Regions from separate parts of the Mus musculus genome. Here all the other regions are linked to region 1. Evidence: chromatin loops called from intact Hi-C (ENCODE). Cell type or tissue: gastrocnemius. All regions are shown on one strand.

Region 1 (8,000 bases):
AGAGTTCAACCTATAGCAGTCTTGCACATGCACTTTTGGGTCTTCATGAGCAAAAGGAGACTAATGACAGGGCCAGCCTTGGCAGACCATGAGCAGTCACAGTAGTGCCTACGTGAAGCTATGCAAACGGTGCCTTCAATACAGTCATTGACTCGTAGAATTTGAAATTTTTGTCATATTTTGAGATGCTGTTTACCTGTCACCGCTTCTAGTTATGGTTACTATGGCTGGGATTCAATGCCACGACCAAAATCAGTTTGCTGAGGCAGGGGTTTATTTTCCATAGTTTAGTTCACCGCCTGAAGGAAGTCAGGGCAGGAACCTGGAGGCAGGAGCTGATGCAGGGGCCATGAAGGAATGCTGCTTACTGGCTTGCTCCCGATGGCTTGCTCAGCCTGCTTTTTTTTTTTTTTTTATAACACCTAGGACCACCAGCCCAGGGAATAACACCACCGAGCTGGACCCTTCCACATCAATACTAATTAACAAAATGCCCTAAAGGCTTGCCTACAGCCTAAACGTATAGAGGCATTTTCTCAAAGGAGGCTCCCTCCTCTCAGATGACTCCAGCTTCTGTCACGTTGACATAAAAGCTACAATGTTGACTTTATTTGCCATATCTTAAAGAAACCAGACCTGCTGCTGGCCCAATAGGACTCCAGTGCAGTTGCTGAAACCATCATAGCTGGAGCCTACTGACCGTGCAAAGCACTCTGTTCCAGGCTTGTTGCCCATTGTCCACTTTTAGCTACCCAGGAATGTTATACCAGGCTTTGTACTGCTGTGCTGTTTCTACCCAGTGATCTGTCAGATCTCATCTAAACAGCACCTCTCCCGTGAGTCTGCCCTAACCTCCGATTAGGAGCTACTGTGTTTCAGCTCTGCCTGCAGGATGTAATGTTGCTATATGGTTCATGCGCATTTGCCTGTCTAGAACCTCCCATTCTCCAGCACTCCGGACCTGTATACTACCGTGTGTCCACAGCAACTACAGTGCCTGGAAAACACTCATATTGCCTGCTCAAAAGCCATCCCTTATTTAGTTAACCTAACTGAGCCCCGGTTTCTCTCTGGTATCAAGAACTCCAAAAGATTACAGGGCAGATGTCTTACAGTGAATCATCAATTGTATCAAATCCCTAGAATATATAGCACCTACTCTATGCCTCCCGCTCCTCTGAGGTCAGAGCCGTGCCTGAGGCTTTCCAGGAAACTTCTTACCCCAGGGATATTTACTTTCCAAGGCACTGATATTGGCCATGTTGAAGATCTACTGCCGCGACTCTAGGACATAAAAAGTCTAGAGTTGCTGGAAACTTGGGAGTACGCACGTGGCCCAAGTGGCCATAGTACCAGGGGTGTAGGAATAAACGTCAACCTGATGAGGATGAGAGAGCCAAGGTATGGAGAGCGCTTAAGTCCCTGGTGACCTCACCAAGACCGCACCACTCATTCCTAGCACCGCCCCCCCCCCCCCCCGACTCCTGGAGAGAGGTGACATTCACGATCCTACCTGTGTCATGGTGGTGTTGTTACCTCATAGTGATAATATCTCTCTCAGAGTCAATATCCTTTTCAATATTGTTTGGTTACATCATGTTTTCTGTCTCTTGAAGGTACACATATCTAACCAATATTGAAGTTACACATATCTAACCAATACAGGCATTAGGAAATATGTCTTTTGAATGAGCAAATGAAGAAAGGGAAACGGCCCCCTTTAATGTGTGTCATCGTGTGAAATCTTTCCAATAGCCTCGGACCTGGAAGCTGCACCATTAGAGCCGAGAAAACTGGACCCCAGAGAAGACCCTGCCTCCTATCCAAGGCCGCAGGATTAGGAAGGCCAGAGCTGAGTCACATTTAACTGCCGCGCTATCTATCAATTTACTATCTTTAGCATCTCAGTTCAGACTTTTTATCCATAGCAGAAGGTTCTCCTTTGAAGTTTCTTTTTCTACTTCCTACTGACTTCATTTTTTCTTTCTTTCCAGTGTTGGGGATGGAACTGAGAGCCTCCCAGAGTGTAGGCAACACCCCCCTGCTGAGATGTACCCTTGACCTCCCGTTGACCTTTCGACCTGCTACCTTAAAAGTCAGCCTCCTAATTTTGACCTTGGGCTGATGGGCCTATATCCATTTGTTTCTAGTCTACTTAATTCTTCAGCGTCATAGCTACCCGTGTCTTCTGACTAGGAAATAGCACCCACGCTTCCCCATGTCTGAGATCAGAGTCCCCACAGTGCTCCAAGGAACTTCAACGAAGATATATTCCCATGCCACTCCATCTCTCTACCTCCCTCATGGCTCATCAACTTTGCCTTGGCACACATCCAGGTTGACCACGTGAGCGTACTATGTTGGCAGGAAGCCTGGGTATAGTGGGAGAGGCCTCAGGAAGCATTGCCATCTTACTGTGAGACCCGAGTAGATACACGCAGGGTACACGTATATGCTTTTTAGCAAACCTAGAAAGAACACCACTCTGGCACAGCTTTCTTCCCCTGGGTAGGAACACAGAGAAACCACGGTTTTCTCTCTACTGGCCAGAATGTCTGCTGCTCACAGCCAGGACTTCATAGATGAACGCTGTAGAAAACGTCTTAGCTGCACCCAAAGAACTTCAAGTGTTTTGCTCTCGCTTCTGAAGGAAAACAAACAAATAAACAAAAAAAAAAAAAAAAAAAAAAAAACCGGCCCTGGTAGTCAGCAAAGCTCCAGAAAACTGGCTGTGGAAGGTATCTTGTAAACTGGAAATCATCTGCCCTCTAGTGGTCATCTGCAGGAAGTTCCAACCCGAAAACAGCCAGGACGGAGAAGGCAGAAAGAGTGTGTGACAAAAAGAGAACCCGTAATAAGTCGTCATGGTGGGAAGCCACCATTCGTTAAAAACCAAATATAGGTCACGAGAGTAAAAATAGACATCCGAGCTTTTCACAAACCCTAGCAGGTTAGATCAAAGTCGCCCTGAACTTAGCACTTGGGTGGCATTCCAAACCCAGAGAGTACTGAGCAGGAGAAAACCTACGCCCTGGGACTCCTCCCAGGAAGGGAAGGCTGTTGTGGGTGGGGAAAGATTTGATATGAAACTACATCAGAGGAAGTGTTTGTTTTTATTGCTTCCTGAGAACTGGGAAAGGATGAAAGAAAGTACAAGAAAGGCAGATAGAGGAGGGCTGCAGGTTCTCCAAACGTGAGCTGCCCGCCCTGATTAGTCTGCAGTGCCCAGGACTGTTGGGTGGGGTTGCTTGGTGAGACTATTCAGGACGGTGGAAGAAGCTGTTTCCCCATTGATGCAGGACTGAAAATAGTCTAAAGCACACGAGGAGAGACGCCTGGCCTGAAAAATACTTCCTGGAGCAGCCTAGGGGTCAAGGAGGGGCCTAGGAACCCATAGAAGTGATGGGCAGCGCCCCTGGCCATTAACTGAGTCAGACCTATTTAAAACAAACTTATGCCAAAGTTATAGACACCCTCAAGGTGGAAATCAATTCGTGGGGCCTGTGGGTGCAGCTTAGGGAGAAGGGTTGCTTGTACAGGAAATAAAAGACCTGAGAGGAGCGCATGTTTAGACCATGGTGTTTAGAAACAACAACCAGACTTTGTAGTAACCCCTGCCCGAATGCCAGCTCACATAATAACAAAACATAAGAAACCTTGGTGATGGCCCATGCCAACTCGGACGTGAGGAACTTAGGGTCCAAGGACAGATCTGTGATCTTAAAAGAATGTAATGAGCTGTTGGCATTCCTGGGGTGCAGACTCGATAAGAAACTAGATCAGAAAAAGGGTTTGTTTGTATTTCTTCTGCCCACAGAGGCAAAGGAGGAAAAGAAAAGCCAGAGCCCAGATGAACAACTGGAAGCTGGTATGTTCCTGGTCAATGAGGTGAGCAGCTGACCTGGGCTTCACGCCCTGGTCCCTCATCACAGACTACATCCTTCTCTTCTCTTCTCTCTCTCTCTCTCTCTCTCTCTCTCTCTCTCTCTCTCTCTCTCTCTCTTATGGTGAAATAGCCTGAGTTGACAGAAGCTGCTGTCAAATGCTCCTCTCTGACCTAATCTACAGCCTTTCAACTAATGCCAGAACCAGAGCCCTAAAGCTGCCAACACATCTGAAAAAATACTTAACTCTTTGTCTGAGGATCGGACCCAGTTGTCCAAATAAAGTCCAAATAACGAGCACAGTGAAGCTATTCCGTGTATTTTTCATGTGTGCCTGGGAACAAACGTTATAGTCCCTGCCGATGAGATTTCTTTTCTTCAATGGTATTGCAGGGCTGCAGCTTCAGAGCATGCGCAGTCTGATGGGCGAGCATGCTGAGAGCCAGGTGAGGTTTTCTTTGTCTTCACTGCGCTGGGTACGGAACCTTCCTGGCATCTGTTGTGAATGGGGCACCAGCAGTTAGGAATCAGGATCTGTGTGCTTATTCCGTTTTACAGCAAGTGGCAACAGAGGAGAAGAGACACAGCCCTGCAGGGTACAAGTAGCCACTCTCTAGCCTACAGCACAGCACACCAAAGGCACAGTTTCCGCAGAAGTCCTATGTTTTTCATATGATGAGCCATTCAGTTAATACCAAATGCCGTTTCTATCAGTCTTACTTCTTTTTCTCCAAGCAGAGCAGAGAGAATTTGGAGTCCTTTGCCTTGTTTCTTCAATAAAAGGAAGACATAGATCTATATCACTTCTTTTGATCAGAGAACTCAGCATTTCTACCCACCTGGCATCTTCTTTGTCTTTGATTCATCACTATAAACTCAACAAATAGTTGTATTAGCACTACCAGGAAAGGTAGGGACGTGTGGGCTTGTTTCTGCTCACCACAAGGGGGAGCCATTGCGCCCTCCTGGTTAGTCATTCCCACTACAGTACCTAAGGTCAGTGCTGGGTCTACACCTGTGCCCTCACTCGACACAGCTTGGAGTGGCCCGCTGTAGCAGCAAAACAAAAGTAGATGGAGAATCCAAAAGGAGTGAAAACGGGTGCTCAGGGGAAAAAAATGCCTGGAATGATGCACAATCATAGAACTATTTACAAGAGCCAAGAAATGGAAACAGCACAAATGCTTGTCACCAGTTGAAGAGATAAACAAATGATAAGATAGACACTTGTCGGAATATTACTCACTCAGAAAAGAACTGTAGCTCTGAACTATACACAATACATGGGTAAAACTAGAAAATACCATGCAAAGTGAAAGATGATGAAGACGAAGCTTTTATCGTATAATCTAATACACCTGAAATAGAATATATAAGTTATATAGATGCACTATAGACTGATGACTTTGGCTAGGGACTAATTGTTTAGTGAGCATAAGCTTTATTTGGGGATGTGGAAATCCTGGGAACTAGGTAGAGATGATAGCATTGTGTATAAGCCATGGGATTCCTTGCTTTACAATGATAAACTTTATGCTATGTGAATTTTATCCCAATAAAATTTCTTTTCAATAAACATTGTTGAGTGATGAGTTAGACAACAGGTGTCTGGGATCAGGACATTGGGGTCTTGACAAACACCCTAGAAGGGAGACATTTGAGACAACAAACACGGTGTACAATAAAGAAGCAGTAGGAAGCCAACAGTGTGTGAGTGGGGGGTGGGGGCGAGATGCCCCGAGTTATCTGGTGTTCTAGGGGAATGGGACATGTAGGGACAGAGGACTGGTGGCCAGAGTCACTGACTGAGCTGGTCATTTCCAGATGCTTGGTGTCTTATTCAAAGCATTTTTTCCATAAACACAGATCTAACAGGGAAATTTTATTTAAAGCAAAGTGACAGTTTAAATCAGAGTGACAGTGGGCCACCTGAGTGAGGGCACTCAAGGGCCCTGACTACCATGTGGGGATTCTTCTAATGCGGTTTGACAGAAGGTGGAGCTAGGTTGCAAAGTGGCGTAGCTTGGGCAGTTCTGTTTTGAGTAACAAATTTGAGTTATGTAAGTCTCTGCTTACCATGCATGTCCTTTCCCATAATGAATCTGATGGCAGCCCTACGAATGTCCAATTATGCACAGGCACAGGGTGGGAAGCAGGAGACTCTCCCAGAGAGTTTGCTTTGAGGACAGAGTTGGCCTCGGAGCACTCAAAACCAGTTCAGGCCAGATCAGACGGTCTCTCTTGGTTTCAGGGCATGTTCCAGGACATGTTTGAATAGAAATAGGGCATTACAAGAGGCTTCTATGCGGGGTAATTTATTTCTGTTGTTTAAAGCAGGTGACAGTTTGATGCAAGTGGGGCTCCTATGTGCTAAAAGGTTGCTAGGCGTGCTGATCAGGGAGAGATGTGTGTATTGTACTTATATGTAAGCATCTCAGGCTGCCAAGAGCATTATTAGAAGGATGTGTGTATGGTCCAGACAAGCAGAGTCCCAACAGAGGACAACAGAGTCCCAACAAGGATGTGTGCATGGCCCAAAACAAGCGGAGTCCCAGGTTGCTAAGCTATTCCCTATACTTGTCTGTCTCGTGAACAAAAGCAGCAAACATCTTTTTTTTTTTTTCAAAGAATGGCAAATGGATAGTGAATTTATTTTCATTAAGGACGTATCCTGTAAAAGACAATTCTAAGCATTTACACTAAGGACAGGAACTCCCCAACAGAGGAACCACCCAAATCCTATATAGTTTTGTTTGTTTGTTTTTTAATCTTGCCTCAAGTTTATTTGTAAAAACAGAATAAGACACTGGTCATCTGCAAATAGTGTGTGGGTAGGTGTGTCCCAGCAATTCATCTGTCTTCACATTGGCAGTAGAAGCCTTTTCTACGGGGCCTTCACAGGGGGCTGGGCACCTTTGGGAGCCCGAGCTGGAGCAGAGGCCTGGGCTCTAGCTTGAACTTTGGGCTCTGGTTGGCAAAGCCTACAACCCTTGCCTACATTCACAACTGAGGGTGATGCTAAATTTCTGTTAGAGATTTCAGTAACGAGACTTTGCGGGTCCCAGCTTCAGAGCCGCTCCGTTCCAAGCTTGCATGAGAGACTGTGGGGCAGTCTAGAGCTCTCAGGCTGCTGTTGTCTGACAGAAGGACTGGAAACCACGAGGCCAACCCAGGCTATGTCTGTTCACAACAAGGCCGGAGACTTGGGGCTAGCCTGAGAGGTGATGTCACGTGACTAAGGAAGGGTGGGATGAGTGCTCGATAGGAGAATGTGAGGGTAGATTTCAGGACACAAGTTAGCAGGAGAGAGCTGCCTGCTGTGTACACACATGCAGCTTGGATGGCAAGGCTCATCATGCATTGTCTGAGGTTTTCTCTTCACAGAAGGAGGCAAATAAGGGCTACTGAGCGGATGAAGCTTGTGGATTACCAACAAAGAAGAGGTTAATGGCAGTCCTGTTTCCTCAAGGATGCACTGTTTGTTTGTGTGTGTGTGTGTGTGTGTGCGCACGCGCGCGTGCACACATGTGGGAAGGATAGAGATAGCATCTACAGGAAAAAGCTTCAGAAATTGCTCTTACCTGGCACGTAATGGGAGGGGGGCAGGGAGACAACCCCATTCTAAGTGATATTCCATGTCTATTCATTCTACCCTAACAAACATAAGGCAAGACCCCCCATTCTCCCTAGGGATCCCTAAATTATTAAACATGCTCCTTACTCTCCCTATACTAACCCTGGATCTCTTCAGCACCTCTCCCGTGGGTCACCTGTTCCTGCTCTAATCCCTTGCCGTTAATAAATTGTACGATGCAAGTTTCATCACGCCGTCTAAAACCCGTCACTTTCAATTTGGCCTCCCAATCCTGACACCTGGCTCCAGTGACCTTGCAGGCTCATCCTTAGTCATCCCACTATCGTACTTTATCTCCCAGCAGGAACAGAGAGAGCTTTAGGGCTCAAAGTTTCCCTGAGCACGCCAGGTCCTCTCCATCTCCATCGCCCTGGTCTTTAACTGGTGTCTCTGCCATCAGACCAGAGCAAGGACTATGCTTTGTTTGTGTGGCTATAGTTTCAGCCTAGTACTTATTGGTTACATGAATTAACATTTGAGCA
Region 2 (8,000 bases), 760 kb before region 1:
AATCAACTCATAGATCTTGTCCAGGTACAACTAGATGTATTATGGCAAATAGCTCAGCTGGGATGTGAACAAAAGTTTCCGGGATTGTGTGTTACTTCCATTCAGTATGAGAAATTTACTAGGGCAGCTAATTTGTCAAAAAGTCTTTCTCAGTATATGTTACAGAATTGGACGGCTGAATTTGAACAGATCCCTCGGGAATTGAGACTTCAGGTCAACTCCACGTGCTTGGACCTGTCCCTAACCAAAGGATTACCCAATTGGATCTCCTCAGCATTTTCCTTCTTTAAAGAATGGGTGGGATTGATATTATTTGGAGATACACTTTGCTGTGGATTAGTGTTGCTTCTCTGGTTGGTTTGTAAGCTTAAGGCCCAAACTAGGAGAGACAAGGTGGTTATTGCCCAGGCGCTTGCAGGACTAGAACATGGTGCTTCCCCTGATTTATGGTTATCTATGCTTAAGCAATAGGTCGCTGGCCACTCAGCTCTTGCACACCACGAGGCTAGTCTCATTGCACGGGATAGAGTGAGTGTGCTTCAGCAGCCCGAGAGAGTTGCACGGCTAAGCACTGCAGTAGAAGGGCTCTGCGGCATATATGAGCCTATTCTAGGGAGACATGTCATCTTTCAAGAAGGTTGAGTGTCCAAGTGTCCTTCCTCCAGGAAAAACAACACGGGACCAGACCAGGACCCCTCTAGGTGATGAGCCTGGAAGGAGGTTATGTGTATGGCTCCTTTACCTGCACACTGGGGATTTGACCTCTATCTCCACTCTCATTAATATGGGTGGCCTATTGCTCTTATTAATAGAAAAGGGGGAACTGTGGGAAGCTGCCCCCACATTCGCCGTTACAAGATGGCGCTGACAGCTGTGTTCTAAGTGGTAAACAAATAATCTGCGCATGTGCCAAAGGTAGTTCTCCACCCCATGTACTCTGCCTTCCCCGTGACTACAACTCGGCCACGGGCTGCAGCCAATCAGGGAGTGATACGTCCTAGGCGAAGGATAACTCCCCTTAAGAGGGACGGGGTTTCGCTTTCGTTTTTTGGGCTTGGGGCTTTGGGGGTTTGCTCTCTTGCTCCTAAAGATGTAAACAATAGAGCTCTTGCTCTGCACTCTGGCGCTCTGGCGCGCTGGCGCTCTGGCTCCTAAAGATGTAAGCAGGGGGCTTGGGGCTTGCTCTCTTGCTCATAAAGATGTAAACAATAGAGCTCTTGCTCTGCGCTCTGGCGCTCTGGCGCTCTGGCGCTCTGGCTCCTAAAGATGTAAGCAATAAAGCTCTTGCACTCTTGCTCCTGAAGATGTAAACAATAAAGTTTTGCCGCAGAAGATTCTGGTTTGTTGTGTTCTTCCTGGCCGGTCGTGAGAACGCGTGTAAGAATAAGTTTCCTAATTTTTAAGTATCAACATCATTTATGGTAAATACTGATCCATTCTGAGTAGCTGTTGGCTGGATTTGACTGCAGGTCTAACATTGGAATCCAGGATTACACACCGCAGAGGATCCTTGTCAAAGAGGAGACAGGCAGACAGACAGACTGGGACTACTGCCATGGCTAAGCCAGGGAGTCTAATGCCTGGCTCTCATTCGAGCAGAGGAGGAGAAAGACAAAGGACAAAAAAGACACTCTGTCCCACGTGTCCTCTGTGCTTGGAGTCCTGGTGTCTTTCTTTTTGTGTTGAAGGATTATCTTCCCACTGTGCCTGTGATTTCCACAGAGAAGTTTTAATACATTTGTTAAGTTTTGACTTTAGAAATTCCAGCATTTCAGTTTGCTTTCATCATACGTTTCTCTCTAACTCTTACACAATGGCTTCTTCAGCCTCTTAGAGAGAGAAGGAAAGATGTAAAAGGATGTAGGTATTGGGCTGGTCCCCCCCCCAATTGTGTAACAGATGGGCAGCTTGGTCTTGATGTGGGTCCTGAACAACTGGAGCAGGAGGCTATCCCAAAAGCTGTTGCCTGTACCTGGGATATGTCCTTCTAGCTGGGCTGCCTTGCCTGGACTCAGTGGGAGAGGAAGTGCCTAACCCCAAAGAGATTTGATGTGCCAGGGTGGGGGCATGCCCAGGGTGGGCAGCACTCACTCAGAGGAGAAGGGGAGGAGGGGATGGGAATGGGAGAAGGATTGTGGGAGGGGCAGTGATCAGGATGTAAAGTGAATAAAAGAAAAAAGAAAGGATGACCATACAGTCAAGGACCACCGTGAGTAAACATTTCCTAAGTTCTAAATTTCTGTGAAGGAGGTTTGCCTGTTTTAAACATAATTAAAGCAGACAAGCTCCAACAGTTAGCATTTCAAATAACTAGAAAACATACTGATCTCAAGAAAACGCCACGCTATCTGCTGACAAATGGTCTGTTCTCCACATTCCAATAATAAATGGAAGCCATACCATAATGATAGTTAATGCTTTGAATGGAATCAGTGAAGTATCCAGGGATAGCTTTTCTTAGATGAGTGACTTCAAAATGGCTAGCTTACTATGTAGGGTAAAGAACTGTGTGTGAGTGTGTGCATGGTGTGTGTGTGTGTGTGTGTGTGTGTGTGTGTGTGTGTGTGTGTGTATGTGTGTGTGTATGTGCATAACTGAAATATATTTTGTATTACAGCTTTATATACAAGTGTTTTATGACATGGTACTTGCTTTTACTAAAGTCCTGGTCTGGAAAAGTCAGGTTATTTCATTGCTCATGCCAGTGTCATTCAGTCAAGGAGCCATGTCCTAAATATTCATTAGGTGGCAGACACAGGTGTTGTATCTAAGGCCACACAGACAAAACAAGATAATACCAATGTCGCTTGTTAAGACCTGATGGAATCACAGAGGAGCCACACTTTGGATCAGCGGAGCAAGAAGAATGTTCTGGGTAAAGACTCAGTCTAGACCCTCTCTCATAACCACCTAGGTACTATTCAGAATGGGTACTTGAATAGGAAAAGGTCTAGAAGCCAGGGCCTGCTTAGGATAGGGGCGGAGTCTGTGATAACCAGTGAGCTAGAGTCTTTGGAGAACAGTGAAGTTGGATGGAGATGGTGGGGAGAGGTCGAGGGACTATGGGGGAATGGAGGCCCTTCAACCTAAGGGGTTTTATTTCGCCCAAATATGGCAAAGGATCCCATTTCTTATTGTGACATCCAAGAATTACTGACAAACCGCAAAGTTTAGAACACAGGATTTGTGAGGTCACGACCTTTTCTCTAGCTAAAGCTCACATTGAAATGACAGAACTTTAGACCTGGGGAAAAGCTAAATGCGAATCACCGAGTTTCGCTGACGTTCTGAGCACACCCGCATTCGGCCCCTTCCGGAAGATGTACCGGGCAAACTCACAGAGCAGGTCAGCAGGGAGGCAGGCTGGAAGCTGCCCTGCCCCCATCCCATAATCGGATAGGAGGTGGGAGGTGGCCTGGATGGGAAGAGGGAGTTGCCTGTTCTTCTGGCTCTGCTTGCCTTCTGCTTCCTGTGTAAGACAAGATGTCCCTCACTGGTGGCCATTCTCTTGGTAGAGGATGACTTATTGTTTAGAGGGTTAGGCCAGAGGCGGTGGGTCACCATGGTCTGTCATGGTGTCCCCTTGTTGAAGCAGCAAATGTCTGGGTTTGCAGTAGCCTTTGAGAATGCTTTCTCCAGTTCGGACCCTCTCCTTTCCAGGGTCCAGGGGGCAACTGCTCACTGTCCAACCCACTGAACTTCAATGTTAGGACTCTAAGGTCTTCCTCTGGTAGACAGGAACACAGCACTGTCGGAATGCTAACGTGAGTGGTTAATCACCTGAGAGGTTGTTTAAAATGCCAACCTTAGGGCCTCTCTTCAGGGAGTCCATTTCTCATGTCTTGGAGAGAATCATAGAAATCTCCAACTTTAGTATCTTCCCCCAGGAATTCTGATAGAGCCAATCTGTGGAGTTTATGTTTTAAAATATAGGGGGAAATTATAGGAATGAGGAAAAGTCATCTGAGCTCTTAGTTGTGACTAACTACCAGGCCCACATGGAATAGGGTCTCTTTTCTGAAACTCGAGGAAATTTATATACGTTTACCTATGGACGGGGAAGAGGGGATATAAAATACATTTGCAAAATAAGATGTTATTGGAATTTATTAATTTAATAGGCTGGAGTCCCAAATCCAATAGGTGGGAAGGGTTGTCTTAGTAGCAGTTTTCACAGCAGCCACGAGGTGGCAGCCTTCTGCATAAAATTGAAGAGCCATGCAGCTAACCATCAGTTTAGCTCCTCAATATAAATGTCATTACTTTTAAAGGTATGTATTAATTTTAAAAGGATGGGAAAGAAAATTATCGACTGGGAGGAGCTTCAAACTTAAATTTCCATCAAATGTCATCGTCTAGATGGAGAGATCTAGTAGGACATCCACGGCAGATTCAGAGAAAAGATAAAAAAAAAAAAAATTGAAAAAAGGTCTCTGTAAGATGAAAGATGTCACTCAAAGAAAGCTTCTTAAAAGCATCCCTCAAGTTTGACTTTTTTGGAGGACCAGCAGGTGCAGTCTGGTCGTTAAACCATAAAGCAGTAACATTTGGTAAAACTTCCTTTTCTTTTGGCCTGTAGTCAGGGCTAGGAAGTGAAGAAGAAAAAGAGGGGACGAAGCTCTCAGTGACCAGAGGGTCCTCAGGGCATCTCTGAGTGGGCTTTGAGAATGACTTCTTCAGCTCGGACTCTTCCAGGGTCCAGGGGGCAACTGTTCAGGGCCCAAACCCCTGACATGCTAGGACTCTAATGTCTTCCTTCCCCTGGGAGATGGGAACGAGGCACTGTTAGGATGCTAATGTGATGAATCACCTTGCACCAAACAAGGCTGGGGCTCCTTATGCAGCAGGCTATGTCTCTAGGCCCTAGCCTGTGAGGACCTTCTCTGTGATGTTACATGATTGGTGGAGATGGTGAGGAGCAGGGACTCAGTGGGAAGTCCATGAGCAAACAGTTGTCCATTGCTGTATCCACAGCACCAGGGATGGGAGCTTCATAGGACACACAGAGGCTTCGCCTCCTCCCAGCTGCCCTGTCACTGCTGAGCATGCTTAATGTAAAATACATCGGGGTCACCGAAAAGCAAGAGGTTGATTGATGATTGAATGACTTCTTAATTAAAACCATCTCTCTCTCTCTCTCTCTCTCTCTCTCTCTCTCTCTCTCTCTCTCTCTCTCTCTCACACACACACACACACACACACGAGGCAGAAGCCTTGTCTTCGTGAATGTGTCTCACTGGCTTGAATCTGCTGAATCACCCTTCCCAGCTCAGCAGGCAGACATGGGACTGGAGAAGGAGCTGAAAGCTCTATATCTTGATCTGAAGGTAGTGTGCTGCGTGTCACTGAGCCTGGGCTTAAGCATCTGAGACCTCAAAGTCCACCTCCACAGTGACACACTTCCTTCAACAAGACCACACCTTCTAATAGTGCCACTCCCTATCGGACAAGCATTCAAATACATGAGTATATGGGGGGGGGGGTGGTCATTCTTATTCAAACCACTACAGTTATGGTTATTTTCATTTCTTTGCATGAATGTGTATTCTCATCTCCACCCCCACCCCCTACCCCCAGGAAACTCCCTTTTCTGTAGCCAGAAATCCTGTCAGGAGACATCTGAGGAGATGCTGCCTTAAAGGAGTCCAAGCCTAAAACAACTAATAACTAATGTTTAGTAACATTAGATTGCATACTTAATTTAAACTAAGTTTGCCATTCTAAGATCAAACACAATTAATTTTCTTGTATTTAGACTTTAGAGCAGCAGTGAATTATTTTACAGTCATGTTTCCTTTGAAGCAGAAGCTGTGTGGACTGGTAATGTCATTTTCAGAATCTTGGTTGTTTGATTTTAATATTTCTTTATTTTCTGTGTGTGGGTGTTGCGCCTGATGTATATATGTGTGCTATGGGTATGCACTATCCATAGTGGTCACGGGATCCATTGTAACTGGTGTGAGCCCCCACGTGGGTGCTGGGAATGAAACCCAAGTCCTCCAGAAAGGCAGCCAGTGCTCTCTACCACTGAACCATCTCTCAGGCTCACCTTCAACGGACTGTGTTTTGCCTCCCTTGAGAGACTTGCTGGATGTACTCTGGCACCCCAGCAGCAGCGAGGCAGACATGAAGCCCTACAGGCACATGGGCATTTTAGAATTTTATTAGGAAAACCAGACCTGAGAATTTAATAGACACACCAAAATGGGGACAGATGTGACTCCCTCTCCTAGATCCCAGAAGGTGACAGACACCTAATACTGCCATGGCAGGGCCCTATCCCAACAGGATGTATCAACTTGATTGCCTGGTTCAGCTCAGTCCCCTCCTGTTGACATAGCTTACTCAGCTGCTTGGTATCTGCCCTGTCATGCATCTGGACTTGGACTTGACCCACCATCTCCTGCTCTAGACTGGGTTTGGCCTTTCACCTTGTAGACAAATTTTGCAGCTTGGCTCTCAAACCTGACTCCAGTATCTCTACTAACAGGTCTACCAGCAGGTCTCTTTTGGTACTTTTCTGCCTCAGTATCTTGAAACTGATTGAACCCTGCAGTGACCTCTTTAACTTATATTCATTCTCAAAACCATACATATGCATATACATACATAGATACATACATACGTGCGTATGCACATGCATGTGTGTGTGTTATATGTGTATGTTCTCTGTAATATGAAAGTTAATATTAGTAATTTAGATTGGAATAAAGAACATGTATTTACCTCTGACACAGTGCCAGCACTTATGACAAATTAGTCATTGAAACCTTTAAGCTGTGTGAATTTATTATTATTCAATAAATTGTGACATCATGGACAGACACAAACATGTCTTTCTATGTTTCTGACATATTGTGCTCATAGCATAGCCACTGTGATAAAGAGACAGTGACATTAAGAGTCAAACAAACGCATTCTGGGTATGGAGGCACATTAGGGCATTCATAAGGCAAAGGCAGGCAGATCTGGGAGTCTGAGGCCAGCCAAGCCTACTTAGTGTTTAGAGAAAAAAACAAAATTATTCTAGAAAACATTGTTATGTAATGCATTATTTAAATATCAATTAATAAATTAAATATTATGAGCATATACTTTCCACACTTCTTACAGCTTATATTGCTAAGTTGATCCAAACTTTCCTTTGTATCTATTGATGGGGAGTCATTCATATTCAGGAATTTTAGTCCATCTATGTTACTACAATAAAATACTGAAGGCTGGTCATTTACAAAGAGGAGGAATTTGGTTCTTCTATTTTTTGAGACTCAGAAGTTCAAGCTGTGTATATCAGTGTGTTTAGTTGTCCAGGAAAGGCCTAGTTTCAGTGACTGAATTCTGTGTCCTCCAGAGAATATGAGCATTGGGTCCTTGTAAGGGGAGGTTCTTATGCAAAGGTCTTGTTCCCCAATTGGTTCTTGGTTTGTCAGTAAAGAAGGCCGGGGGGGGGGGCAATTGCTGGATGTAAAGTACAGGTGGGACTTCAGGGTCCTGGGGCAGGGAGAGGGGGAGGAAGACATGAGGATGGACAGAGGAGCTTTCTGCCATGCTTTGGAGCAAAAAGAACTCAGCAACCATGTGAGATCTCTCTCAGGGAAAGCTGGGGTGGTGACCTCCGCTACAGGCAGGTGGCCAAGGGTGTTTGGCAGGGGCTAGGTGGGACCAGCCACTAAGTTTAGGGCAGGTGGAGAAATGGAGATAATAAATTAGTAAGGTCACACTTTTCCAGGCAGGAGATATCTGCATCCAAAAATTGTGCAGAGAAGGCAAATTGTAAAGTAACAAGCTGTGTGTGTCTTTTATCGTGGATTTAGGGAAGCCAGGTGGGAGCTGGTAGCATGACCACCCTCCCACCCCCAGCAAAGGTAGAAACAAAAGGGAGGGGGGGGGGCTAATAGCTCTAACAATCACTGACAAAGGCAGTAGCTTTTAAAACTACCCACAACAGATCTTCATCTGCAAGAAGGAACAAAAGGACAAATATTTCCCATCAAGTTATT
Region 3 (8,000 bases), 740 kb before region 1:
AATGCATTACAGACTTGCTTACAGGCAATCTCATGAAGCATTTTCTCAACTGAGAGTTCTTCTTCCCAAATGACTCTAACTTGTCTCAAATTGACAATAGACCAGCCAGGGCAAAGTACGTACTAAAACATTTTTTATAAACATCAGCAATCTGGACAGAAGGCTGTGCTGGCCTCTCAGGGACTCCGCCACTCCCAAGGTGGATAACAGTACCTGTGTGCTAACTGCCCCGAACCTTTACAGGAGGCCTCCAGCCTTCTGAAGGAGTTTACTAAGTCTCCTTGCAAAGATGACTGTCTTCTATCAATAAAGGAATAGTAAACTCTTATAATGAAATAAATAATACAGAAAAGTGTTATTTTACTCACAAGTAAAAGGAAACACAAGGCCGGTGTAGTCTGGAGAGATGGGGATCCCACTTTCTTAGACTTACAAGGGAAACCAGGCCATCTCCTGGCCTTAGCTGTAGACAATAGGTTTATAGATTTGGGAGCTAGAAGTCTACTAAGGGTCAGGGAGAGGCATCAGCTCATTCGGCTACAGCAGAGCTTCTCAACCTGTGGGTCTTGACCCCTGTGAAGGTTACATATCGGATATTTACATTATGATGCATAACAGTAGCAAAGTTATAGTTACGAAGTAGCAATGAAAACCATTTTATGGTTGGGGAATCACACAACACGAGGAAGTATACTAAAGGGTCACAGCATTAGGAAGGTTGAGAACCACTGGGCCACAGAAAAAGCTTCAGAAATTGAAGGAGACTGGGCTCCAGTGCTAGGCATTTCAAGACATGTGGAGGGGTACAGGGAGGAGACATCTCTTCTTGGTAGCCTTCCTCTTCACCATGAGGACTCTGTACTCTTAGTTTGTCCATTAAGACATAGACCAAAAACCTCAGAGATGATGAGGCCCTAGGAGCAGGCCAGAGATGTGGGAGGCAGCCAGGGTGGCTGGGGTGCCTTGGCTGAGTGAGCTCTTTCCAAAGGAGGTCCAGCAGAGGCACGCAGTGCTGATTCAAGGTGGTGGCTTCAACACCCTTAGTCCTTCAGTTTGGCTTATGATCTTCCTGGTGGGTACCATTTTAAACCTGAGTGATCATCTACAGTGGCTTTTATTTGTAGACGTTGCTCAAATCCCAGCTACACCAGCTGAAGGTGCCACCTTCCAGCACACAAGCTTGCAGTTCATTGTGTGTGCAGTTCTGAAACTCTCTACATAGACCAGGCTGGTGGCTTCCAACTCACAGAGACCCACCTGCCTCTGCTTCTGTCTCTCAAGTGCTGGAGCTAAAGGTGTGTGCCACCATGCCTGGCTCTTCCAGCACTTCCTAAGAATGATAGTGGAAGCCATATGGTGCCCAGGTAAGCACTTCTGACAAAGTGCCCATGTGGAAACTATGAAATAGAGGGACAGGCGAACAGCATCGCTGGCTTGGGGAAGGCAATGGTAATTTAAAACTTAAGAGCTAGAAGCTGCTTATTTGGCTGAGAAGAGAGAAAGGAACAAACGAAATACAGAGGTATCCAGTCCTGGAGTTGTCGGGGATGACGTCATGGGGACGTTTGTGGGAGGTCTGAGTGAACGACACCCAGGAAGCTCATCTGGGAGTCCCTGCCAGCTTACACAGCTGTGGCTTTGACACTAATAGGCACCTGACAACGCACTGACCTTTGGCTGCCTTTCCCTGGAAGATAAGAGGCATAAAATTGGATCATTTTGTCTTCATTTGTATTTGTGTGTGTGTGTGTGTACACACATGTGCCCAAGTGTGATAGTTGTGTGTGGAGGTTAGAGTAGGTTCTCTCCTTCCACCGTGTAGGCCCCAGCAATGAACCTCAGGTAGTGTGGCTTGATGGTAGGTGCCTTCCCCCGCGGAGCCATCTGCCTGACTCTGTTCTTACTGTAAATTTCACAGTAGTGGGGAATCAAGCCGAGAGCCTTGAGCAGTCTGGCAAGTGCTCCATCACTAAGCTGTATCATTTGCCCCATATTGACTTCCTTAAACTTAGAGTTCCGTGGTTGGTGAAAATGCTTCCTTTCAAGGAGAGGATTAAAAAAAACCCATATATATATGTATATATATATATATGTATGTATATATATGTATATATATATATACATATATATATATACATATATATATATGTGTGTGTGTGTGTGTGTGTGTGTGTGTGTGTGTGTGTATGCACAACAGTTTAAGGAACTACATGGCACAGAACAGAACAGGGGAGGTACTGAGAGCAGTCCCTGAGGGAGGAGGGAGGTTTTCTTAGCAGGCAGAACATGGTAGGAGCCATGCAAGGATGAGGCTAAGCATGACAGACTGCGCAACTCACGGGCTGCAGATGGGGCTATGCTATGGTGCGCATGCCGAGGAGAGACGGGGCTTTATGTAGAAGTGGCTTACGGATCCACTTGAAGGCAGGATTCGAGAATCCTTGAAGGCTAGGTTGGTGGAGAAAATTCTCATCCAGTTTTGAGTTACTGATAGCAGTGCCCTTTATATCGGACAGACACCACACATTGCTTTATGAAGAGCCATGGAGAGGCCCCGAGTCAGAGCAGGGGGTAAATATAACGTAGCGGTTTCCTGACCTTTCTTATCACTTCAAGCTCCTGTCCTAGCAGGCTTCTAAGAGAAACAGCACGTTCTTTTCGGTGTTTTCCAGCATCAGCCTCTCATTCCTAAGCCCATGAAACATGCTGCGTAATTGCCTCCAGCAAGCCAGAGGTCATTTATGGCAGCACGGGGAGGCAACATCTGGTGATTAGAACTTAAACTTCAGGGCTCTCCATAAAGTCGGGCCTGAAGCACTGTGGAGAAGGGAAGAGGACCCAGGGATGGTGGTGGTGGTGGGGGCGGGTTGAGACTGGTTTTTCTCACTTGAAATGAAGGTGATCACCATCGAAGGTGGCCTCACCTGTATGGAGGAGTATAGCTATCCATTCCAACTAGGCCTTCTGTTCTCATCCTTGGCCACAGTGAGAACAAGTCTGTTCTGGCCTCTGCAGTTGCTCCCCCCAGAGCACCCACCTTTCTCCTGACCTTAGTGAGGCTCTCTGTTCGGAAGGTAGTTGGGATGAGACACAGCTCTTCGATGTGACTCCCAGTGGGATGGGTTGGTATAGACATTAGGTATGCTGAACTATAGATTCAGTATCTGGATCTTCTCCAATAAGCAGTCCAATGGTCACATAGCAAGAGGGCAAGGAAGAGAGAAATCTGGGTATGGGCTGTCTGGCAGATGTTCCCCACAATGGTCAATTAATTTCTTGGTCAAGTTGGCAGCAATAGTAGACTTGCTCCATACAAAAACAGACAGCTTCCCTGTATATATAGTACCCTCTAAGAGGATGTAGAAGCGCCCTTTCTGAAGTAGCTTCTTCATGAGCCTGTTCAAGGGATTAAAATGACACTACTAGGGTGAATTCACCGGATGTTAGCATAAATCTCACCCCGAGGCTCTCTTTCAAAATTCGGTTTCTCCAGGATCCAATCAATTCTATCTCTTGCTTTATCCCAACCTGTTAATAGCAGTGCACTGACCTCAAAGCAGGAGGAGAAGCGGCAGAAGGCAGCCAAGGGTAGCCAGTGATTTAAGTAGAAAAGGCAGAGACTACAAGGGCTGCCCTTCCTTCCTCCAGGATTTGCCCCAAGCCAACAGAGACCCTGTCATGCAGCAGTTCCTGGCCCAGGGGACCCACGACCGGGATAAGCTTAAAATGTTGAAATGGATGCTTTTCAAGTCTAGACTCACATTGTGCCTTTGTGAAGGTAGGAAAAAAATACATAGCAATGCAGGAGCTTGAGCAAGGTCTCCGATTCCAGTCTTTAGCACAGAACTGCTCTGCCTGGCGCTCATGCCTGCACATTGAGGGACTTTGCCTTTGAACTTGGACGGGAATGCAAGTCTGTTCTCCCTGGAGAAGAGGCCTGTGTGATGGGCAGGCAGTCCCTCCATCAACCTCAAGAGACAGTCTGGCTTCATTCAGCTCAACTGGTTACAAGAGAGACGAAAAGTGTCCAGCAGGGGTCAGCACATTCAAAGAAGCCTGGATGCAAGAGCCTGTGTATACTTCCCAAACCATCGTTGTGTAAACAACCTCAGGGCCTGAGAGTCTGGAGCAGCCTTGAGTGGCAAGGCTCCCAAAGAAGAGATTTGGAAGCTGAACTGAAAGTCCTCTTCTTCCTAGAGATAACTGTGATGTATCACGAGCCTAGTGCTTCTAAACTCAGTTGAAAAGTTCACAGTGACGGATGAGAATTGGGGGCACCTGATGGTGGCCTGTGTATGTTCCTGTGCCACAGGGGGCTGTCCAGTTCGACCTTTCTCTAAGGAAAAGCTTGTTTAAACCAGTTTTAGGATTTTTCTCTCCGCCTAGTGGACATCTCAAACTGCAGTCACTGGAGAGAGCCCTGCACCGTTCTGTTCCTCCTGGGAAACTCCATTCTGCACAGAGGCAGTCCTGCACCAGTTAACATTGTGCACACTGGAAGCCTGGGGTCACCAGGGCTTTCACAGCACTCCCTCCCCCGCCCCCGCATTTCTGGCCCTGTATCGGTGGGTGATCAGGAACACGTGATGGGAAGATATGGAGAAAGGCTGTTTGCCTAGTGATATCTCTGTCTGATCAACATTTATCAGAAGACTGCTATTTACAGAGGCAGCACATAGAGATATAATAAAACTAAAGACCTGTGTTTAGGGAGGTCAAGACCTTGATGTCGGTCTGGTTTTTAGTTGTTGACCAGCATCCAAGCCTTCTCTGTTGTGCTGGTTCCAATCAAAGGACTCTTCCCCAGTTCATAAGCTCATAAGGTCATCCTTCAGACATCAGTGGGCCCAGACTATGATCTGGCTGGCCCATTAGAGGCTACCTGGGCAAAAGTAGGGGTATTATGGGTGTCTTATAACCAGAGTAGTATAACTGATCCATCTACTGATGATATATGCCAAAAATTTCAACCCCACCATTTAGCACTCCAGGAATGAGATCGGTGTACCTCAAGGTGTTCTTATTTGACACTAAAAGCAGTTGTTGAAATATATCATGCAGGTAAAAGCTATGTTCCAACATAAACTATTGCCAAGGTACTATTATATGTAAAGGCTGAGCAGAAGTGTTCCCAGCTTTTCTGTTCATAAGCGGGTGTAGGGAAGGCACAGAGAAACACACAACTTCAAAATCAATCAACTATAGATTTTTGACACTGATACTGTGAATATAAATGCTTGTGGAAGGGAAAAGGAAGATAAGGCCAGTTATTTTTAAGTCCTCAACATGCCAGTGTCCTGTCCCTGGGCAGAAGATAAATATTCATTGAATGAATGAAAGAATAGTGAATAGTTTAAGGGGGTGCAGGCAGAATTTCTCATTTTTTTGCTTGATGCTTGACAGGTACCAGATAGGCAGTCAAGGAGACCCCAAGGTCTTCTGTATGTTCTTTAAAAACGGTGGCACATTTCCAGCAAAATATTGGCTCTGTCTAAAGTCTACATGAGGCTGAAAATATTTTCCATTTTCAAGCTCATTTATTTTCTTGCATTCTGTATACATTCTTATATCTGAAAGCTTCAAACTGACATAAAGAATAGAAATGTGTTGGTCCTTATAAAGCAGATATAGTATCTCTAGGGATATTGTAAAAAAAAAAATTACCACAGACAGGGTAGCATCCAAACCCGGAAGTTTGTGCCCTCACCGTTATCAAAATGAGGAGTCCAGACAGTCAGAAAGTAGGTTCCTCTCAAGCGAGCATGGTTCCTCATTTCTCTCCTAGCTCCTGTGATAACCAGCAATCCCTTGGCTTATGGTTTTATTATTTCAGACTCTACCCCTGTTTTTAAGTGGTGGTTTCTGTGTTTGTGCATCACTCTTAATATACCCATCATTTCAATAAGGATTTCCATCGTATTAGAAGCAGAGAACATCATACTTCAGTATGACTGTGTGTTGGCTGTTGACCACCCATATGATGGGTAGCTACCATGTGGTGGCTCTGTTTCCAAACAAGGTCATATTCTGGATGAAGAATTGGGGGATATAACTGAATATATAACAAAGGACAAGAGAATACCTGATCCCAACACATGTTGAGTGCACCGAGATCATGTTCCAGTAACATCTTAGGTGTTATTGGCTGTGATTTGGGACTGCAAGTTCACAGGGCTGAAAGGTCCACATGAAGCCAAAGCATCGGAGGACACACCCACACATGGATAAACATGCTCTTGCTTTGACCCTTCTCTGCCTCAGTTCAACAGCCACTTAAGAGGAAAATACTTTGTGTTCCACCTCCAGTCTACAGACCCGTCTTATCTTTAGACTCCCAACTTTGAAGCTGTCCAGAATATAGAACTTCTCATTTACATCAACCCCACCAGCTTTATGTGCTGTTCTTAGTCAGCTCCACTTCCTGGGCCCTTTTACCCGCCAGATTGTCAAAATGGCTACAGTATGTGCAGAAACGTAAGAAATATCCCACTTGTACTAAAAGGATGAGGGGATTGTGTCTTTAGAATGAGTGCATACTAATGCTAGCAATTTAACGGGCTATATGGACAGCCCCACTCTGATTGTACCAGTAAGGACCATCTGTACCAACGCAGAGATGCTCTGCCAGCCATGGCTAGTGTTTGTGTAGGTTTTCACAGGGCAGATGTTGGAAGGATATATATTTTGTGTTATGCAGTAGCAGTAGACAGGCAACTAATATTTTTTTCCAGTTCAGTTATTCATATCTCAGCCTGCTGTAGAAAGAAGTCATTTCATTCTGCAGAGAAGGGAAGGGGCTTGGCTCTTCTCTTTCACCCTTGAGCTGGAACAGCCTGTGGCTAATGCCCGTTTGCAAAGCACCTCGGGAAAGCATTTTTTTTTTTAAATTTGATCTGCTTTTTGACTTCTCAAAAGACATCACAGTCAAATGTGGACATTAAAAACTCTATTGAGGGTTTCTATAAAATATGACAGAAAAGGAGGGATGGCTGTGTATGTCCAACATTTTGACTGGAGTTTTGTCCTTAGGGACTAGGTCATCATTCCTAGTGTTATTCATGAACCAAATCAAAGGTTCCACTGGGCTATCCACAATTTTCCACAGGGGGAGGAAATGTTTTTCCCTTGAGAACTGCAAGAATCTCATGCTGTACCGGGGAGATCTAATCCATTCTGGCTGGTTTCACTCAGATACTCTGTGTCTCCAATTATATCAATTATCTGGGCAATCTTCATAATTAGTGGAAGAAGGCTTGACCTGTCAGAACCAACTGTAGCAAAAATATTTGGGTGGACGGTGTACGCTACCGGTGTCCTGTGAGTTTCAGAGGCTAGGTCAGGGGTGGAGGCTGGGCGGTTGCCGGGGTCAGCTTCCCAGTTGGTAATGGGCTCTGATGTAAGGAACTAAGTGGCCTACAGGTTCTCAGGAGATCAGGTTTCTGGTTGAGCATGGGCTGTAGCCAAACTGTGCCACACTGAGTTGGATTCTTCACCTCATAGTGACTTCATACTTGTAAAAGGAAAATAGGAAGCCAGACGATTGTACTTAGTGTTGATGGAGCAAATGATGAATACAGCACCCAATGTAAACATGATTTCATTTGGTCCTCAGAACCAGTTTTGAAAGGAACTTCCTTCCCCCAGAGGTCACACAGCTAGGGCTTGCTATTCAAATGGCAAGACGTTTCCAAACTCCCTCCTGACTGGAACTGTAATGGCTCTTCTTGAAAACTGAGTAGAAGACTTGGCAAACCAAGCGAGGCACAGGCTGAGACTCTTGCTATTCCGAGCGCACGGACTAACAGTTCGGATGCCTGCTCCTGTCTTTTAGGAAAGGTTGACTCTCAGATCCCACTACAAATCCATGCATGAGAACTTAAAGTTCTAAGCCAGATTCCAGTGTAATTATGGCACCTTTAAAACTTTGAGAGATGCTGGTCTGAGGTCAGTCCAAGGTCAGTCAGCCTGGGACCAGTGCGGCAATTCCAGCCTTTTCTCAT
Region 4 (8,000 bases), 960 kb before region 1:
CAAAAGGAAGGGAAACATAGAATTACCGACACACTCCAACAGGGTTATCTGGCGAGCCACCGTTCTCTGTACCAGGAAAGGAAGACCGGAGCCACTTCCTGATGTACACGAGTGATCTAGTAGTTCCTGTGATGTAAAACAAGGAGAAAAAGAAATCACTGAGCAACAGTGCCCGCTTCAGCGTCCTGCAATACATGCTGTGGGAACCCACAGGATTTCCAGCAACTCTGGACATGTGACCCATTCAAATGCCTGAAAATCTCCTTTGAAAGGACTAGTTATATGTCTTGGGAAACTTAGAAGCGAAACCTACAGCAGGTTTTCCTGATGGATAAGTCATTCTTTCTTAAGCTCTATAGAGTTTTCTAATCAAATATGCAAGGAAGGAAACAGAGCTAAGCTAACGCGCACATTAGAAAGGCTACGGGGCTGTGCGTGAGGAGTCAGTAGGAAGAATGGGGGTGGGGGATACTTGAGCACCAAGAGCTGGGCATTGTCTACTATTATCTATTCTGCTATGTCCACTAAATGTCTATCAAGTGATCTACTTCGGTTGCCTTACAAACTAAAGGTGTCTAATTGGAAGCAAGCAAATTAGGACTATGAAGAGCCAAGTGTAATATCTGTAATGAAAAGATTCTAATAATATGTGGGTCATTAAATTGGTACTTATAGGTGTGTGCGTGGGTGTTTCTGTGGATGAAGATTCTCATTTTTTTCAGGTAATATATGAACAAGCAGGTCACTAAATTAACACCTACTTATCATTTTTCCATATGAACTGCAAATTAGAAAGGAAACAGGAAAAAAAATATATATATATTTCACTTAAAACATAACACCAGAGTCGCACATTGATTTCCCAAATGAGCATACTGGCAAAAGGCTGCCAGTTAGTTCATTCATGAAGTTTTCTTTCACACTCTCAGCAAAGGCCCAGCGGCAGGACCCGGCCTGGACTATCTCTAAGGCACAGACAGCCTTATAGCCATGGTGATGGTGGAAAGATTAACCCAGCCCAAAGTTCTTCCTTTCCCAACACATAAACTGGCCCATTAAAGCAACACATAGATTTCTGTGAATTTCATCTTCTCTCCTTTCTGTGGAGCAAGACCGTGAGATACTGTGGATCAGTAAGATTACCAAAAGCTAAACACTCAACATAAGAAATTCAGAACCCCTAAAAGTCACAAAAGGATAATCAAGAAGAAAAAAAATGTGATGAAATAGGCTTCGTGTCTCCCCAACAATTCCCTCTTGCCCTGCTTGGTGACTCTATTCGTTCAATTATTTTTGAGGGAAAAAAAAAAAAAAAACCCTCTGCACATTGAGCTGTTGCTTTTCCATGAGGCATAGTTTTGGTTCTAATTAAGTGTGCAGATTTGGGAGATGGGGCATCAGGCAATCAAGCAAAGACTAATAAAGACCTACCTACCTCAAGTTCTGAAGGCCCAGCCGTGGGCGAGCTTCAGCAAGGTTACTCTTTGTCAGCTCACATAAATGAACATATTGTTTAAATAAGCAAATAAGGACATCTCGTTATTCCTTACTGTGTCATTATATGGTGACACTCTGTCAGCTGCGTGGCTGGGCTGTGTTGAGAAGACTGTTATGGCGCAGGCTTTCATTCCCATTTCAAAATCCTAAAAGCTATTCAAACAGTAATTTACACTAGATATTCCAATTACTGCCCTTGGTAATTAGACATGCTAGCAGCTCGGAGAAACACAGTTCTGACTAATCTACATTAGCATCTTGCTTTGCCTGTCGGGAATCATCGTCATGTCTTTCTGCTACAAAAATCTCATAAACCCCACCTCCTTTCCCCTACACCTTAAACCAGACTTCTGGACAAACATTTCATGGAAACAAGGTACACCCTTTCTCCCAGTTCCACCACATCACAACTCAAATTGGTATGCAAAACGATGTACACAGGCTAACTTGTTCCTCTTTCATTCAAACAGAACCCTGATGGGACAGGAATCAGGGCAAGACAGTTCCCAGCCTGGATCCAGCATTATTAACGTACTGACACCTGACTACAGGGGGTACCTATGGCTGCCCAGGTCTAGCATGTGAGCCAAAGATGACCACTGCTTAGCGTACATCTTTTCCAGAAAAGCAACAAAAGGCAGTTGTAGAGGAAGCCTAGCTACAGAATTCCCAGGCACTTACGGACTTGTCAGGTAGTGAAGCCAGCCTGCGGGCATGACGATCTGGGATGAGGAGGGAGCAAAGCATTAAACAGCTCTGAATCACATTACAAAGATAACTTGATTGACTTGCGACTAGCTAGATTGTGACAAGGAAAGAGCTGATTTGGTTGTGTTGTTCGCACCTAACACCCACAGAGCTTTGTCTTTTGCAGAGAAACCATGTAGTATCCATGGAGAAGGCTGTTACTTTATTCTTCTGCACTCTATAGTAGGCTGCTTATGGTGAGTGACCTACTTCCCCGAGTTAACTAAAAGTTTAGAAGAGTAACTAAAGGAACACTTACAGTATCGTGCTATAGCTTTAAAATGCAGGAGTAATTTTAAATTTTTATTGCACATATTTGTTTGCTTATTTGTTGGGGGTAGGGGGAAAGCCTTGCCACGGTACATATTTGGAAGTCAGAGGACAGCTTGTGGGAGTTGGTTTTCTCCTCCTACCCTATCAGTCCTGGGGATTAAATTTAGGTCATTAGGCTCAGCAGTGAGCATCTTTACCCTCGGAGCCGCCTCACGGGCCAGGAAGAAATTTCCAAATGTATAAATAATAGCATCTTCTATGCTGAGGAAGTAAACTCGGGGGGGGGGGGGGGGGGTTCCTAGCACCAGGTAACTGACTTTGAAAACTTATCAAATATATCAACAATTTTATTGTATGTTGAAATGATAAAAGGTATAAACGGTTTGCTTTTCCCCCTATTTACTTGTTAAGCTGGCTACTCAAGCATTTTAAACTCTGTATGTGCTATGCCCAGTTGTACTAGAGGACCCTGGTTCAACCAGCCGACTACTCGCCACAAGGGGGCAGTACTGGAGCATCAAAATCTTAATGGCTACTTCTGGAGATGTCAAGTCTCTAAATTATGGCGGATGCACATAATCTAAAGGGAAAAGGATTTCTTAATAATAATGAAAAGATGCTTCCTTTAAAAAAAATGTTTGTTGTTACAAATAGAGTAACTGAAGACCACCACGTCAAGTTCTTTGAATCTCTGGTCCACCAACTATTCTTTGTCCCTTTTCCTCACATTCTCCAAAGAAAAGTCACCACCAAGGATCTACTAAAATCTCCTAGCCCCATCCCTTAAGTGCCTGTCTGAAACGGATGTCCTTGGCTTTTAGCCCAGTGACTAGTCACCATACATGTCTGCATAGTCATTGTTGGCTTTGCACATTCAAAACAAGAAAGTGTCCACCTCCATCTCGTTATTCGTAGGCCTCCCTCTGGGGTCACAAACTCACCGCTAGAGTGCTGTCTCCCACATTGGTGGTGATGAGCCCTTCAATGGTACCATACTCCACGTCTCTGGGGTTCAGGCGCTCTTGATTGCGTCTCTTAAACTTCCTGAGAGCAACTCCAAGGATGCAAGCTAAAAGACATACTGCAAACACCACCGAGAGGATGATAAGGCCAACTTCCAGGTGGAAATTCTGTGTTCCGGGGAAGGACTTCCCTGGAGAATGGGAAGAAAAGAGTAAGTAGGCGTGGAGACCACAGTTTTCTTTGTTATTTACCAATATCTTAGGTAATGGCTCCTGATCCCGACCAAACCATCTCACGTATCAAAACAATTCACAACTAAAATACTTCCTAACATTTAGACAATGGCCCAGACACTCATTTAAGTGATCAATTAAATAGAACTGGGGTTTAGAAAGGATTCCACCAAGAATCAACTGTATTTTAATGCATGAATGCTTAAGAGCTTCTTAAATATAAGAGACACATAATCCTTGATGTTAACGCTTATGAACGTGGACTTCAGATGCAAAGATGCTTTTCAACGAGCCCTGATGAACAGCCTCTATACTGTAATATCCCAGTGAGAAAGCGCTGATCTCCTCCCTAAGCTTGACCTGTCTCAGAGTTCCCTGCAGCCATCCACTCTCTACTTAAAGGTTCCTTTATATTGTTTCTTTAACTCCCCAAGTCCTGAGAATCAGGCCGGTGCTCTATAGTGCATACCATCTGTATAATTATTCGTAAAAGTGATTTAATAAGTGACAGATATTGTGGCCTCTCAAATAGGACATTCCTTCCAGGAAATGTCTTCTGTGAAAACACTGGGTGTTGGGAGAGTGAAAGGGCTCAGAGGGTCTCAGGAGTTGCTGCAAAGCCTGACAGCCTGAGTTTGATCCCTGGAACCCACACAATAAGAGAACCAATTCCTACAAGTTGTCCTCTGACATGCTCAACACACATGTGCAAATGCAGGGCCATGTGTGCCTGCGCTTTCGCACACACAAACACAACCAAGTCAACACATAAGTAAAGGTGTTGCGTAGTGTGCAGCATAATGTGTTCGTGAGGATCTTCACACTGCTGGCAAGGTTTTTGTGTGAATACAGATGTTTCTTCCTGTCCATCCCTTCTTTTAGCAAAGGATTAACTCAGTGAGCATAAGGAAATGACCTGTGAGTTAATTACTCAAATAGCCAATCCTTTTTCAAACCCTTGTGTTTGATCCTATTTTTATATCCCAATGTAGCCTGTTCTATCTACCCAAAGGGGGTCATAGTAACTTCAAAACTGCCATGTGACCTATTGGTCTTTTGGTTTCCAGCCTCTTGCCTCCTTCCTGCCTTGTGACAGTCCTAGCAATGAAGGCTGTGTGTGTCCTCTCTTATCCTATTTGTGCTTTCCCTCTTCCACAAGGACAAAATCATATAATTAAACCTATTAAGAGGTACTGTACATTACAAGAATAAATTTGGCTTGGGGTGAGCCTATATTAATATTGACAGTAATGTGAGATAAGACAATGAGAGTTCACCATATGAGAAAAAGAGTTTCAGAGGAAGACCGACTTCCAAAGGGTTCAGAATCCATAAGAAATACATGAGGGGAAATGGCATAACTTCAGGGCTCATACACACCCTCATCTGACTTCTGTTTCAGAAGGCTAGGGATCTGATTTGGAAGGGTGGGCAAGGCTTCCTTCATCTTCTTCTTAACAAGGGAAAGGCACTTCACACAGACACCAAGCTAGTGTTCCTACTTCTCTCGAAACACACATGCCCCATACACCCATTTGTGATGACCTGCAGTCAGCGAATCCGTCCCCTTCACCCTTCCTCTGGATGCATGTCACATCACTCACTTTCCCCAAAACATCACTCTCCTTTTCAATCCCAAAGGCCATGCCTTTGTCTTCCTCACCCAGAGTGACCTTCCATGGCCCAGCAGCTCTGGCTCAGCAAGTCGGAAGAATGCTTCTGGCTACGCAGATCCTTAACCCACACAGACTTGGGGCAACCCTCACAAAACCCCTTGATCTAGTAATAGAAGGAGCCATGGGAACCTTTAGTGGGCAGCTGGGCCGTGATGTTCCTGTTACACCAGTCCCCTTGGCAGCACTCCACAGCCTGGCCAGGTGACGGCGGGGTCTTACACGTCATCTTCCCCTGCTCATAAACCTGAAAGCAGCCCTTCTGGTAGACGTGGAAGCCATCGTTGATGCTCAGAGAAGAAAAACACTGCTGGCCTTCACAGTGGTCCTCGTTCCCGCAGGAGAGGCCCTCACACACACACATGTAAAGTTTCTGGTTGACCTTGGGCTTCTCATCTGCAAAGGAGAGGTGAGGAGGAGAAACAATTCAGTTCTATGAGCTTCGCCCCTTTCAGAGTTAAAAAAAAATCCAAACAGGTTTCCCTAAGATCACCCCAAACCCAATCACAGAACCATCGACTCTGACCAGCGTCTACACTCCAGATTGTCACTCAAACAATAGCTCCATCTCAGTCTATGAATGTATCTGCCTTACGTTGTGCATCCATCCATCCTCCCGAGGATTATGCTAGCACAGAGAGTGGCATTGTGATGCCCAGACTCCTGACATGGAGTCCCTCTCCCATATCCATAATTCCTGAATCTAAACTAAATATTTGATGGCAACATAATGCCTGGCAAAGTTATTTTATACAAAAAGTGTAGGGGGGGGGGGGCTCCTAAATAAATACTTGGCAACAGTTAGCACCAGTTCCTGCTAGCTCTGTACTTGTAAGCAAATGATGTTTCAGAACTTAACTGCTTCAGAACACACTTGTACGAGAGTTTGTAGCTACAAACCAGAGTTACTGTCATGTTCAGCTAGACACTAGACCACCACCTGTGATGAGAACACTTGTGTTTGTGCACTGGTTAAAATTCTAACAAATAGCTCTTAAGAATCATCTACTGATAACCAGGAGAGGTGATGCACGCCTTCAATCCCAGAACTCGGGACGCAGAGGCAGCGGATCTCTGTGAGTTCGAGGCCAGCCTGGTCTACAGAGTGAGTTCCAGGACAGCTAAGGTTACACAGAGAAACCCTGTCTTGAAAAACAAAAGAAAAAAAAAAAAAAAAAAAAGAGGAATTGTCAACTGGTAAAGAACATGGGGGGAAACTGGCTTTAAACACTCAGTCCAAGGGCCCAAACAAAGGGAAGAAAGCTGTATGTAACAATTAGGTAGCAGGTAGCACCAGGGACCAGGTAGTCCCTGGCGATGTCAAGAAGCTGAGTCACAGCAGAGGCTGCACCATCACCCCCTCGCCCTCCCAACTGCCTTCTGAAAACACTCATTTGCAGTTCCGCTTTCACATCTCGTCCCTCCTCCCTCATCGGGATGACTGGTTCAGACTTGCTACTTCCAACACTTTTAGTCAGCAGGGAAGGGAAGGGAAGACAGAGTGTGCACAGAGGCCAGTCCTTAAGGCTGTTCCTTAGCCAAGGCCACGGTCAGCAAAGCCCTACTCAAGGAAATTCAGCCCCCAGAGCTTGTCCAAGGTCTGTGGCACAGAGAGTGAGATAATTGTCTTTTGAGAGAGACAGACAGACAGCCAGGACAGAGACAGAGACAGAGAGACAAACAGAGACAAAGATAGAGACACAAAGACACAGATAGAGAAAAAGAAAGAAAAGAAGGGAAGGGGAAGGGGAAGGGGAAGGGGAAGGGGAAGGGGAAGGGGAAGGGGAAGGGGAAGGGGAAGGGGAAGGGGAAGGGGAAGCGAGAAAGAAAGAGGAGAGAAGGAAATCAGGTAGTGGTGCTTTTAAGAGAAGACCTTAAAGTAAAAATGTCAAGTTCACTTACACAGATTTATGTGGGTGTGTACAGAGATGTGGGTTATCTCAAAAAGAAAAGAAAACTGTTGCTAATCTTTCTTCTTCCCTCTTCAAAGAAGTGGAAATATAGTTCCCTGCCCGCTGTCGTGTGGGTGCTACATCCCACAGCGTAAGTACACGCAGGCACACAGACACGTCCTTCTGTTTATAATTGACTTGTGAGTTCTTTTGAAAACCACAAGGGGCTCATCCCAGAGCAAAGACATGCCTGAAAGCAGAAAATCTAAAATAGCCACTGCCGGTGCTAAGTACGTCACCAGCCTAACCCTCAGAATCCAGAGCTTTCCGACATGTTTAATGAGTGAAAAACCTTTAATGAGCAAAGAGATCATCTTTATTTGACACAATCTAGCAAGAAGTTTACACTTATCAAAAGAGAGTTGAAAGGTAATATTTCTAGGGAGCTACACATGCTTGCCACTCTTGAACGGGATGAAGCTGGGCCAAGACCTGTCAACCATGCTGCCCAACATGTGACCATTCTTTGAAGGAACTGGATAGGGGAGGGGAGTTGTGGAGGAAGTTAAAGGCATCACATTGATTTGTGTGTGACCTGAAAAAGAATGTGATGACTGTATTTTAAAGACTGAAATAAGGCAACTGGTGCAAATTTAAAACACAAACACTTTCACTGTAAATGGTTTTTAATCACACGTTTCCAAAAACATACCTAATATACT

Evidence for each region. Hi-C counts contacts between places; a loop is a spot of excess contacts. Peaks named below come from ENCODE experiments on the same cell type or tissue, not always from the same donor. Only the 100,000 strongest peaks of a DNase experiment are listed, where the experiment ranks them.
Region 2: a loop joins it to region 1, with 8 times the contacts of the local background. A loop is called at or near these places in 17 of 42 quality-filtered maps.
Region 3: it touches region 1 in a loop (5-fold over the local background); 29 of 42 quality-filtered maps call a loop at or near these places.
Region 4: a loop joins it to region 1, with 3 times the contacts of the local background. A loop is called at or near these places in 5 of 42 quality-filtered maps.

What each region holds. Positions count from the first base shown.
Region 1 is chr2:59,435,810-59,443,809 of GRCm38, forward strand. No RefSeq gene overlaps it. Among named protein-coding and RNA genes, the nearest start is that of Gm46743, 19 kb to the left of the region's middle. In gastrocnemius, CTCF peaks have their summits at 2,781 (motif pointing left) and 4,821 (motif pointing right); DNase peaks (open chromatin) are centred at 2,070, 2,342, 2,764 and 4,846; H3K4me3 peaks cover 1,630 bases; H3K27ac peaks cover 3,643 bases.
Region 2 is chr2:58,676,810-58,684,809 of GRCm38, forward strand. It overlaps a transcript of Upp2 not described here. Among named protein-coding and RNA genes, the nearest start is that of Upp2, 74 kb to the right of the region's middle. In gastrocnemius, a CTCF peak has its summit at 4,180 (motif pointing right); a DNase peak (open chromatin) is centred at 4,183.
Region 3 is chr2:58,696,089-58,704,088 of GRCm38, forward strand. It overlaps a transcript of Upp2 not described here. Among named protein-coding and RNA genes, the nearest start is that of Upp2, 55 kb to the right of the region's middle. In gastrocnemius, a CTCF peak has its summit at 4,025 (motif pointing right); a DNase peak (open chromatin) is centred at 4,034; H3K4me3 peaks cover 537 bases; H3K27ac peaks cover 1,369 bases.
Region 4 is chr2:58,474,147-58,482,146 of GRCm38, forward strand. Acvr1 (activin A receptor, type 1) reads right to left here. Exons shown (of 12, transcript NM_007394.3): 5 at 5,519-5,782; 6 at 3,459-3,670; 7 at 27-126. Among named protein-coding and RNA genes, the nearest start is that of Acvr1, 89 kb to the right of the region's middle. In gastrocnemius, a CTCF peak has its summit at 3,018 (motif pointing right); DNase peaks (open chromatin) are centred at 3,019 and 5,557; H3K27ac peaks cover 384 bases.